Linked DNA regions of Homo sapiens: all the other regions are linked to region 2. A link is a contact called in ENCODE Hi-C or POLR2A ChIA-PET data. All regions are on one chromosome and are shown on one strand. The core of a region is the stretch at or near the end of the contact, and the rest is flanking DNA. Distances in the headings are between cores, read along the strand shown. Region 1 holds the start of GPR158 (G protein-coupled receptor 158). Region 2 has its middle 32 kb from the start of LINC01516. Region 3 has its middle 22 kb from the start of PRTFDC1.

The links. A loop is a pair of places that touch in the nucleus more often than their neighbours do. ChIA-PET counts read pairs that join two places held with the same protein, here RNA polymerase II (POLR2A). Pooled maps may share reads with other maps.
Region 1: a loop to region 2 is called in a pooled map, with 2.2 times the contacts of the local background. The contact joins the promoter of GPR158 here to the enhancer-like site in region 2. A Hi-C loop is called at or near these places in 1 of 50 pooled maps. POLR2A ChIA-PET finds 5 or more read pairs at or near these places in 2 of 52 experiments (HEK293 and WTC11).
Region 3: a map of HepG2 shows a loop between it and region 2 (8-fold over the local background). The contact joins two enhancer-like sites. A Hi-C loop is called at or near these places in 3 of 168 maps with a recorded cell type or tissue (CD4-positive, alpha-beta T cell, HepG2 and K562), 1 of 37 single-sample maps with no recorded cell type and 1 of 50 pooled maps.

Annotation. Positions count from the first base shown.
Region 1 is chr10:25,173,595-25,176,947 of GRCh38, forward strand. It overlaps GPR158 (G protein-coupled receptor 158), which reads left to right and starts at 1,407. Exons shown (of 11, transcript NM_020752.3): 1 at 1,407-2,728. The coding sequence starts at 1,827. It overlaps GPR158-AS1 (GPR158 antisense RNA 1), which reads right to left and starts at 2,682. Exons shown (of 2, transcript NR_027333.2): 1 at 2,082-2,682.
Region 2 is chr10:25,079,651-25,082,946 of GRCh38, forward strand. No RefSeq gene overlaps it. Among named protein-coding and RNA genes, the nearest start is that of LINC01516, 32 kb to the right of the region's middle. Within about 2 kb of position 1,486, at least 5 of the 41 ENCODE cell types and tissues checked have a DNase peak (open chromatin) inside an H3K27ac peak, as active enhancers do.
Region 3 is chr10:24,972,808-24,976,604 of GRCh38, forward strand. It overlaps a transcript of THNSL1 not described here. Among named protein-coding and RNA genes, the nearest start is that of PRTFDC1, 22 kb to the left of the region's middle. Within about 2 kb of position 2,312, at least 5 of the 41 ENCODE cell types and tissues checked have a DNase peak (open chromatin) inside an H3K27ac peak, as active enhancers do.

The sequences.
Region 1 (3,353 bases), core at 157-2,656, 94 kb after region 2:
CTTAAGTATTTTCTCAATAGGAAGGATGACATGAAATAGTACAGTGAATCTAAGCAGTGCCTGCTTAGAATGCCATGAGGGACATTTTTGTTAGTTGGGAATTAAAGTAAGTTGGATATTTTCTATTTGTGTCTTTCTTGGGGAATTTGAAAATAGAGGTGCATATGGAAAGTGGAGCTAGCTGTGCAAAACACTACTTTTCTGGTACCAGTCTACTTTTGGAGTGTCAGAAGACACTTAAATTCTCTAATAAGCGTCAAAACATCAATTAGATTGTGTTAAGAAATTTACCAATAATTTGGGGGACTTGGCATACTTGCTCAGTTCTTCTTTCTTCTGCTGGGATATCCCAACCTTTAGCTAAATAGAAGTCTTAGTTCTTATCTCTCAATTCCAGGAACTCCCAGTCAGGATGATTTCCCTTCTCACTCAACACAGGCTCCTTCTCATTCTCCCAGAGCTCATGAGTCCTCCCCCTTGCTCTCTCCCTTACACATCTTTACTTGCATACATTTTTACACGTTCCCCTCCATTCTGGCCCCCAAGCAGAGATTCCTTAAATATGACTTTTTTTTCTCTCCTTAAAGCACAGCTGGTAGATTTCTCCATTACTCCCTCAGCTAAGATGAGCCTAGACAAGTATGTTTTAATCATTTCTTTAACTGACAACAAGAAAGATGATTTGATAATTTGCCTAAAATGAGCAGATGCTCAGGAGGACACGTCTCCATCCTATGTCCCTTCTGTCTAATTTCACCTAGAAATGAAAACTACTCCCTTCTCCCTCTTTTCCAGGCAAAAGGCTGATTTAACTAAGCATGCAAGACGCCAACACCCTCCCCCTCAGTACGTCCAAGTTTCCTTCGCTCTGAGCCACCGAATCTCTGCTTCTCCCCCCTCTGCCGCCCACCCTACGCCACCCACGCAGGTTTCCGAGTCATCCGGAACGCGAGTGGGTGCGAGGACTCGGCAGGCTGCCTCCCGCGCCCCCGCCGCCCGCGGGCCGCCTCGGGTTCAGCACTGGACAGCTCCCTCCCCGGCCCCACAAATGGCAGTCGGCTGATTGACAGAGGAGCCGACCAAACAGGGAACAAGACGACTTGCAGCCGCCCTACAAGGGTTTGGTTGCGGCCAAGCTGCCTCTTTAAACTGGCTTTCCTCCCCCGAGGAGGGAGCAGGGAGAGAGGGTGGAGTGTGGTTTGCGGCCAAACCTAAAGGCTGCAATTAACCAGCCGCCCGGCCTTCGCTACTCCGGACAGACGAACGTCTTAAAGGACGTCTTCGCTCCTCGGGAGTCGCGGCTGCGCTCGCGGTGCGGGTCTGGGCGCGCGCCCCGCGCCTCCGGGCGAAGCGGTCGAGGAGGAGCCAGTGCCGGGAGGCGGGAACGACCTGCGGCGGGTGAGACTATGGAGCAGCGTCTTCGGCGGCCGCGGCGGCAGCAGCAGCAGCAGCTTCTGAACGCGCCTCAATGAGAGCGGCGGTGGCGGCAGCCGGGCCGAGAGACGGACTCGGGCTGACTCCAGCCGCTGGGAGCGCGAGGCCATGTAACCCGCTCGGCTCCAGGCTGCGAGGTGCGTAATCCCCAGCCGGCCCCTCGCGCAGCGGGCACGGCCAGCGCTGCCACAGGTGACTTGATTTCTGCGACGGTAGCTTAGCCACCCGGGGCCAATCTCGAAACATTCTTATTTTCAAGTCCTTTGGACTGGGTGCCATCTGGAGAAGGGGGAAGACTCCTCGAAAAAGTCTGACTGTTGAGAAACTGACGATCCAAATTTAAAAAGTGATTCCCCCCCCTCCCGTTCCCTCCTCTTCTCTCTGGGAGGCAGATGGGAGCCATGGCTTACCCCTTACTCCTCTGCCTCCTGCTTGCTCAGCTGGGATTGGGAGCTGTTGGCGCCAGCCGCGACCCCCAAGGACGGCCGGATTCCCCTCGAGAGAGGACCCCGAAGGGGAAGCCGCACGCCCAGCAGCCGGGTCGAGCCTCTGCCTCGGACTCCTCGGCTCCCTGGAGCCGCTCCACCGATGGCACCATCTTGGCGCAGAAACTCGCCGAGGAGGTGCCCATGGACGTGGCCTCTTACCTCTACACCGGGGACTCCCACCAGCTGAAGCGAGCCAACTGCTCCGGCCGCTACGAGTTGGCGGGCCTGCCGGGGAAGTGGCCAGCCCTGGCCAGCGCGCACCCCTCCTTGCACCGGGCGCTGGACACACTGACACACGCCACCAACTTCCTCAACGTGATGCTGCAGAGCAATAAGTCGCGGGAGCAGAACTTGCAGGACGACCTGGATTGGTACCAGGCGCTGGTGTGGAGCCTTCTGGAGGGCGAGCCCAGCATCTCCCGGGCGGCCATCACCTTCAGCACCGATTCGCTGTCCGCACCGGCCCCACAGGTCTTCCTCCAGGCCACGCGCGAGGAGAGCCGCATCCTGCTCCAAGACCTGTCCTCCTCCGCACCCCACCTGGCCAACGCCACTCTGGAGACCGAGTGGTTCCACGGCCTCCGGCGCAAGTGGAGGCCCCACTTACACCGCCGCGGCCCCAATCAGGGGCCCCGGGGCCTGGGCCACAGCTGGCGGCGCAAGGACGGGCTCGGCGGGGACAAGAGCCACTTCAAGTGGTCTCCGCCTTATCTGGAGTGCGAGAACGGGAGTTACAAGCCCGGGTGGCTGGTTACTCTTTCCTCTGCCATCTACGGGTTGCAGCCTAACCTGGTCCCGGAATTCAGGTAGGGAGGGCCGGGGGGCAGGGGGGAAGGCAAAAGCGAAGCTTTCCTTCCGGTCTTGTGGGTGGGTGCACGTGTGAGGAAGGAACCCTTGGCTGTGACGCGAACGCTTCTCACCCTCAGAGTAGAGACCCGGGCTGAGGGACACCCCACGCGGGCGCGGGTGCTTGGGGGCAAGAAGCGCCCCACGCCCGTCAGCTTCCGGCGCTCGGCGAAAGCCATTCATTCTCTCGGACCAGTTTCCCCGCACTGGGCGAGGGACAGGCAGCCCTTGGCAGGACGGAGACACCCCCGCTGCTCTGTGCTTCCCTCCAATTGTCCGGAGAGCAGGGAGGGGCGTTCCCCACCGGGGGGCGATGCGACAACTTGGCGAGCGCCGGGTGTGTCCGCGGAGTGGCAAGCCTCAGATGAGAGGCGAAAAGGGAGCAGGAGGAACAGAGAGTTCCTTGTTTCTGCCACTTTGGGGTAGCCTCTGCCTGCTTCCTACGTGTGCAGTTGGGGGCACCGGTCTGTTGTTAGTCAGAGCTTATAATTAAAACTGTGCCATCTCCTCGCAGTTCCGGCCCCTCAGCAGTGAGTCAGTCCCAGCAGCTAGCTGTCTCTGGGATCCAGACTTTGCAGCTTGGTC
Region 2 (3,296 bases), core at 236-2,735:
CAGTTGGTATAATCCTGTAGCTCACTAGCAAAATTTATAGAGAACCAAAAAAAGTCTGTTGCCATTTTTTCAGGAGTATTGGTATATAAATCCAAAATTACTTCTTTCCAGTTATAAATTTTAAAAACATTTATTTTAATAGTGTTTTTAAATACAAAAACATTGGAGGCATGATGTAAATTCATCTGTAATCCTACCTTTCAGAGATATTTGTCTTAGACTTTTGGTACCTTTGCTTTAAAAAAATTACAATAATTGAGATCATTTTGTACATCAGTTCTTTAATATGCTATTTTTCACTTGACACTAATTTATAATTATTTCCCAAGTCACTGAAGTTATTATTGAAGCATGATTTTAAAGGATTCATCATATTGTATTATGTGGCTTCATCATAATTTACTCTACCATTCCTTTGATATAGACCTTTCCAATTTTGCTATTGTAAATAATACTATAACAAATACTTTCCCCCATATGTCTGGGGCATTTTATTTTATTTTATTGAGATAGAGTTTTGCTCTGTTGCCCAGGCTGGAGTACAGTGGTGTGATCTTAGCTCACTACAACCTCTACGTCCCAGGCTCATGCAGTCCTCCCACCTCAGCCTCCTGAGTAGCTGTGACTACAAGCACATGCCAACACACCCAGCTAATTTTTGTATTTTTTCTACAGATAGGGTTTTTTCATGTTGCTCAGGCTTGTCTTGAGCTCCTGGGCTCAAGTGATCCACCCACCTCGGGCTCACAAATTGCTGGAACTACAGGTGTAAGCCACCATGCTGGACCTCTAGGGCATTTTATCATAATAGGGGATTCTTGAAGACCACAAGAAATGTCTCTTTGTGGCTAGGTACAGTGGCTTGAGCCTATAGTCCCAGCTACTTGGGAATGAGATTAGGCCTCAAGGATTGTGTGAGTCCAGGAGCTCAAGTCCAGAGTCCAGTCTGGGCAACATAGTGAGATCCTTTTCTTCTTAAAGAAAAAGAGAAAAAAGAAGGGTCTCTTTGACACTGAACTGCAGGAATTGGCTACAGGCAGCAGTTATACTTTTGAAGAGATAAGGGGCTCTTGCTTTGCTTGCTTGTTGAAATGTTAGCTATTTTTGAGGATGTTTGAAGCCAGAGATATCAAGCAACTGCTGTTGACACCTGCTTAGGTTATCACTTAGGTAAGTCAGATGAAAGTTGACCAATTTTCAACTAGTAAACCGAGTTTGCAGGCTTCCTAGTTTCTATCTTCCATGCATTATTCCAGAATGAGAGTAAGGCTGGCCCTTCTGTGAGTGTTGATGTAGTGTTCCCTATTGTCTAATACACTGTATCTCCCCTCAGTGATGATCTGTCAAAGGAAGAAACACATCCATGAATAAAGTGCTCTCCAAAGTGAGATGTGTCCCAGGTAGAAGTGACACCCTTATCCCCTCCTTGCTCCCGTCATTGTATTTCAGATGGCTGCATTCGTTTGAAGTTCTTCCCTGTAGAGTTCCGTGGAAGGACCCTGACTCCCTCTAGTGGACAGCGCCACTAGGCAAACAATAATTCCGCCCGGCAAAGTCCAGAAGCCAGGAGTAAGTGTCCTTAAATGCCCTCTTGAAATAATGGAAGCTGTGTTTCTGAAGGAGACTCTTCCCAGTCCACAGAAGTTTTTGTCTTTAGCGGGCCATCTGTGTCGACTGCTGCCACAAGACATCAGGGGATTTTTTTTTTCCTTCAGGGCAGCAATTAATTCAATAATCTACAGAGTTGTGTTTCTTTTTCACTAGCGTTGGAGACTTGTTATGTCCAGATTTACTTTATGCCACAGGCAAGAGGCATTACTAATGTGAACAGAACCCAAAAGAAACAAGCTATGAATCTGAGAATGCTCATATAAAGGACTGGAAAAAAGTCATAAAATCATTCTTTTGCTTTAAAAAAAATTCATTAGGAATGTAGAGAAAAACAGAAGAGACTGTTACAAGCTGTCTTAATCTGTTTTGTGCTGCTATAATAGAGTACCATAGACTGGGTAATTTATAAAGAACAGAGGTTAACTTCTTACAGTTCTGGAGGCTGGGAAGTCCCCTATCAAGGTGACAGCACCTGGTGAGGGCCTTCTTGCTGTTCTTGCTCTGTCATCCCATGGTGGAAGAACAAAAGAGCACGAGAGAGAGAGAGACAGAGAAAAAGAGACAACTTGAAGACTTGAAGCCCGAAGTCCTTCTATAGTTGGCACCATGACCTAAATATCTCCTATTAGGGCCCACATCCCAACACTATTGCATTGGGGATTATGTTTCCAACACATGTTTTTTTGGGGGACACATTCAAGCCACAGCACAAGGATTACTGGAAAACCATATACTATGTCCGAAGGGTCTATAATATGTTTTTCTCACAGTTCATCCAATCACCTCAGATAACCATCCTGACATTTTAAGAAGGAATTCAGAAGCTTCTATGTATGAATTGTCTAAATCGTTTATTGGTCTCTACATGTGCTTATAACGAAGTCTTGGTAATCCAGATAATACAACCTGGTTCCTGGCAGTGGACCTATACCTCCTACGTATCTACCTACCTAGGGCAAACTGCTTGGAAACGCTGGGTCTAGATGTTCTTATTTGTAAAATTACAGGGTTGAATTAGATGAGATGTAAACAGCTCTTCTAGTTCTAAGTCCATATGAAAAATAACATGTAGTCTCTTCTTAGAGGACACCTAAGGGAAGATTTCTTTCCACTGTTGTCTGCCACCATCACTGTTTGCCTGTGATCTAAGGCAAGTTCCGTCAACAGAGCGGGAAACATTTCCTTTTTCTCATTCCTGGCTCAAGTGTCCTCTAAATGTGCCATTGCTGTTCTGACCAGGGCATTTGAGCATTTCAAATCTGTACTTGTTGAAGAACAGACAGCCTCTAGTACTTAACGTGCAGCTGCAATGGGTGAAGAAAAATGCCCCCATTTTATGGGAATCTCAAGAATGGGATGGCTGTATGTGAATCCTTTGTCTTTGATTTAAACTGAGACAACAGTGAACACTATAGCTCTGACCTGTGCAAATACAATAAGCACTTCAGCCCAGAAACAGTTTTACCTCTTGTATTAGGTTGGGCTTTCAGTATGTATTTGAAGAGGAGCTATTTATGGGCTTGCAAAGTGCTGGAGGAAAGGAATTTAAAGGACGTCCTTGAGCGAATTCAGGGGGTTTTATTTCAAAAGGCCAAACTGTGCATTAACCCTTCACTTCCTGGCACATACCACCTACACGCTGCTCTTCCAGAGGTCTGGGAGAAATGGGTGATTAGGTAGCGGGT
Region 3 (3,797 bases), core at 1,062-3,561, 110 kb before region 2:
GATCAAGATAAGTCCAGCTATGAATATAAGGATATTTTAGGATTACAGCAGTCCCCCTTATCAGCAGGGAATACATTCTAAGACCCCCAGTGAATGCCTGAAACTGCAGATAGTACTCAACCCTTTATATACTACATATTTTTTTCTGTACATATCTAAATTAAGCTTTAAATTATAAATTAGGCACATAAGAAATGAGCAGCCACTAATAATAAAATAGAACAATTAAAACAACAAGGTGTTCACAATTTCACAGATAGAACATTCATTCTTAGCATAGATCTTAGCAACCTCTGCATACAATTTCTTTTTCTTTCCTTATTAAGTCCATAACTTTCACCATTTCACTTAAAGGAAGCACTTTATGGCTTTGCTTTGGCATATCCGACTTGCCAGCAGCACTACTCCTGCACTTTGGAGACATTATGAAGTAAAATGAGGGTGAATTGAGAGTTGAACCCAAGCACTGTGATACCATAACAGTCAATCTGACAGCCTCGTCGACTAAGTGAGACCGCTAAGTGCTACTAGATGGGCAGGGAGTGTAGACAGTGTGGATCTGCTGAACAAAGGGACAATTCAGGTCCAGGTGGGATGGAGCAGGACGGTGCAAGATTTCATCACAGTACTCAAAACAGCATGCAGTTTAAAACATATGGATTGCTATTTCTGGAATTTTCCATTTAATATTTTCTAACCATGTTGACCACAGGTAACTAAAACTGCAGAAACTGAAACCACAGATACAGGAGGACTACTGTACCACTGTACCTTATCCTTAATCTTTTTATGAGAATACATGAAAAAAATTATAAGAATACATGAAAAAAATTGTATCTTAAGTTGAAAAGGGCTGTTTCAGCAAGTATAAAATTCGAAGAGAGAAGGAAACATTATGACAATTAATTGTTAGAGGTTTTTTTTTCCTTTGATTTAAGATAATGATAACTCATTTTTTTCTTTTGAGACAGAGTCTCCCTCTTTCGCCCAGGCTGGAGTGAAGTGGCATGATCTCAGCTCACTGCAACCTCCGCTCCCTGGGTTCATGTGATTCTCCTGCCTCAGCCCCCTGAGTAGCTGGGATTACAGGCGTTCGCCACCACGCCCGGCTAATTTTTGTATTTTTAGTAGAGACAGAGTTTCACCATTTTCGCCAGGCTGGACTCAAACTCCTGACCTCAGGTGATCCACCCACCTCGGCCTCCCAAGGTGCTAGGATTACAGGCTGTAATCTTTTACCATGACATTTTAGGTTTAATGATATACAGACATGTAAAAAAAATTGAATAAGCACAGTATGATATTAGAACATATTATAGGAGAGCAGAAGTTCAATGAGATGAGAATGGGGCAGAAATCAAACACCATAAGATCCTCAGAAAAATATTAGTAAATTTAATAATTTTAGAATTTGTTTTCTTTTAAACATTTGAATAAATTGTCTAGAACGCTTGAATTCTGATGTGATTTTTAAAAAAAAATCTAACAATTTCTATATAGTTTAAAAATCTATTGTAAGAAAATTAGCCCCAATATGTGTATTAAGGGGATTGTAATAATAAAATATCAGTCGGGAATAATAAAATACCAGTCTGAAAATTCACTCACTATACTTTAATTGTATTTACATGAAAAACACAACAGTTCTTAAAGAAAGTAGACGTCTTATGAAGAATCAATGCCAGATACTATTTAAATACATCTTATGAGATAATGCTGGGAACATAAGACTAAATGACAATATAACAATGCAGATTTTACAAAGTGGATTATTCTGATTAAGGCATTTGGCTTATATTTTTGCTTTTTGAAAACTTTTTTTCTCACTTTATAAAAAATATAATGGTCAGTTGTCATCAGCTTGCTTGGTTAATACCGAAATAACTAGAAATTTTGAAGATTTAGAATCTTGGCACATTATTTTATTTTTATGTTATAAAATATTCTTAGAAAAAACAGACTTTCAGGATTTACAACTGCATTTTATTCCATAAAGGGTGTGCCAAAGCTATCTTTAATAACGTTTTGGGTACATTACAAAAGAATTACAGCAATTTAATGGTACAGTGAGGTGGTGATCCAAATTCTAAGATAATGTTAAAATTTGCAGCCTAACTCATCCATCCCACTGTTTATACCATCTATACCTATAAAGCATTCTTGCTAGTTAGTGCTGGACATCATCTTACTAAGTGGGTGGCAGCTGCCTGTCATCTCAATAATTCTGAAAAAAAGCCAGGGAATTTGTTTTAAAGCATTTGTCCAGATTAAACCACATGTGGCCTCCAGGGTGCTCTGGGCCTAAAGCCTAAGCCTGCTGGCTGTGTTGAGCCATCGAGCTTATTCAGAAAAAAAAAATGAACTGCATTCTCAAAGCCAATAAAGATAAAAGAAACCTACGTTAGTCCAAAACAGCACAGCTCAAGGGTGGGAATTGCACAAGATTAAGGTTTGTCCTCAGTATTGGCCTCAGAAAAGTCAGGGGATAGAAAGGAAAGTAGACAGCTGCTGGGTCCTTCTGTTTTTTGTTTTGCTTGCTTGAAAGAAACTTGAATTGGACAGTTAACTTTGTCTTGATTAACTCTAGTGGTGAATAGTGGCCCTGAGCACACGATAGCAAACTGTGGTTATGTTGTTGATATGGTTAGGCTTTGTGTCCCCACCCAAATCTCATCTTGAATTGTAATCTCCAGGTGTTGAGGGAGAGACTGACGGGAGGGAGGTGATTAAATCATGGGAATGCTTTCCCCCATGCTGTTATCCTGTTCTCATGATAGTGAGTTCTCGTGAGATCTCATGGTTTTATAAGGGGCTCTTCCCCTTTTGTTTCCTACACACGCTCTCTCACCTGCCACCATGTAAGATGTTCCTGCTTTCCCTTCCACCATGATTGTAAGTTTCCTGAGGCCTCCCCAGCCATGTGGAACTGTGAGTCAATTAAACCTCTTCACTTTATAAATTAGCCAATCTTGGGTAGTATCTTTATGGCAGTGTGAAAACGAACTAATACAGATGTCTACTTAGGTAATACAATAGCTACATTGAATGTTTGGCACAGAATCCTATGAAAGATAAGACTTGATAGAATTTCCACATCTTAGAAAGGATCATAATTTGATTCTTCATGATAGTCATTGAATAAAGTGACATCTAAGTGATGGGAAAGATTGTTAGGCAGGCTGTAAAGCTGTTGACCTTGTTATTCCATGGCAAACCATTTGGTAAAATTGTCACATGCACTGTCACAGAAGGGAAGCCACATGCCTTTCTACCCCTTCCTGGGAGACTGATTGGAAAAACTCAGAATATTGTGGTGGGTTAGAACGACTGCTCCTAAGTACCTTTAGCAAGATCATATGGAAGAGAAGGACTCAGGCGAGAAGTGTACAGTTTGCATGGAGAGACGTAACTGCATAGTGGAGATTTTATTGTGTGTGAAGGGAGGGTCTCTCTGCATGCAGCCTGCAATCTAGAGTTAATAAACAAGTAGACTCTCAGCACTGGAAAAATACAATCAAGAAAGAGAAAAACACAAAACATAGGAAGCAGCAAACCCAATGCAGACCTCACCACTGGGATAATGAAAGCAGGACTCACATGGTTGCAATGTTAAAATTTGCAGCCTAACTCGTCTATCTCACTGTTTATATCATCTATACCTATAAAGCATTCTTTTTTCTTTTTCTTTTGTTTTTTTTTGAGACTGAGTTTCATTCTTGTTGTCCAGGCTGGAGTGCAATGGCATGGTCTTGGCTCACTGCAACCTCCGCCTCCTGGGTTCAAGTGATTCTCCTGCC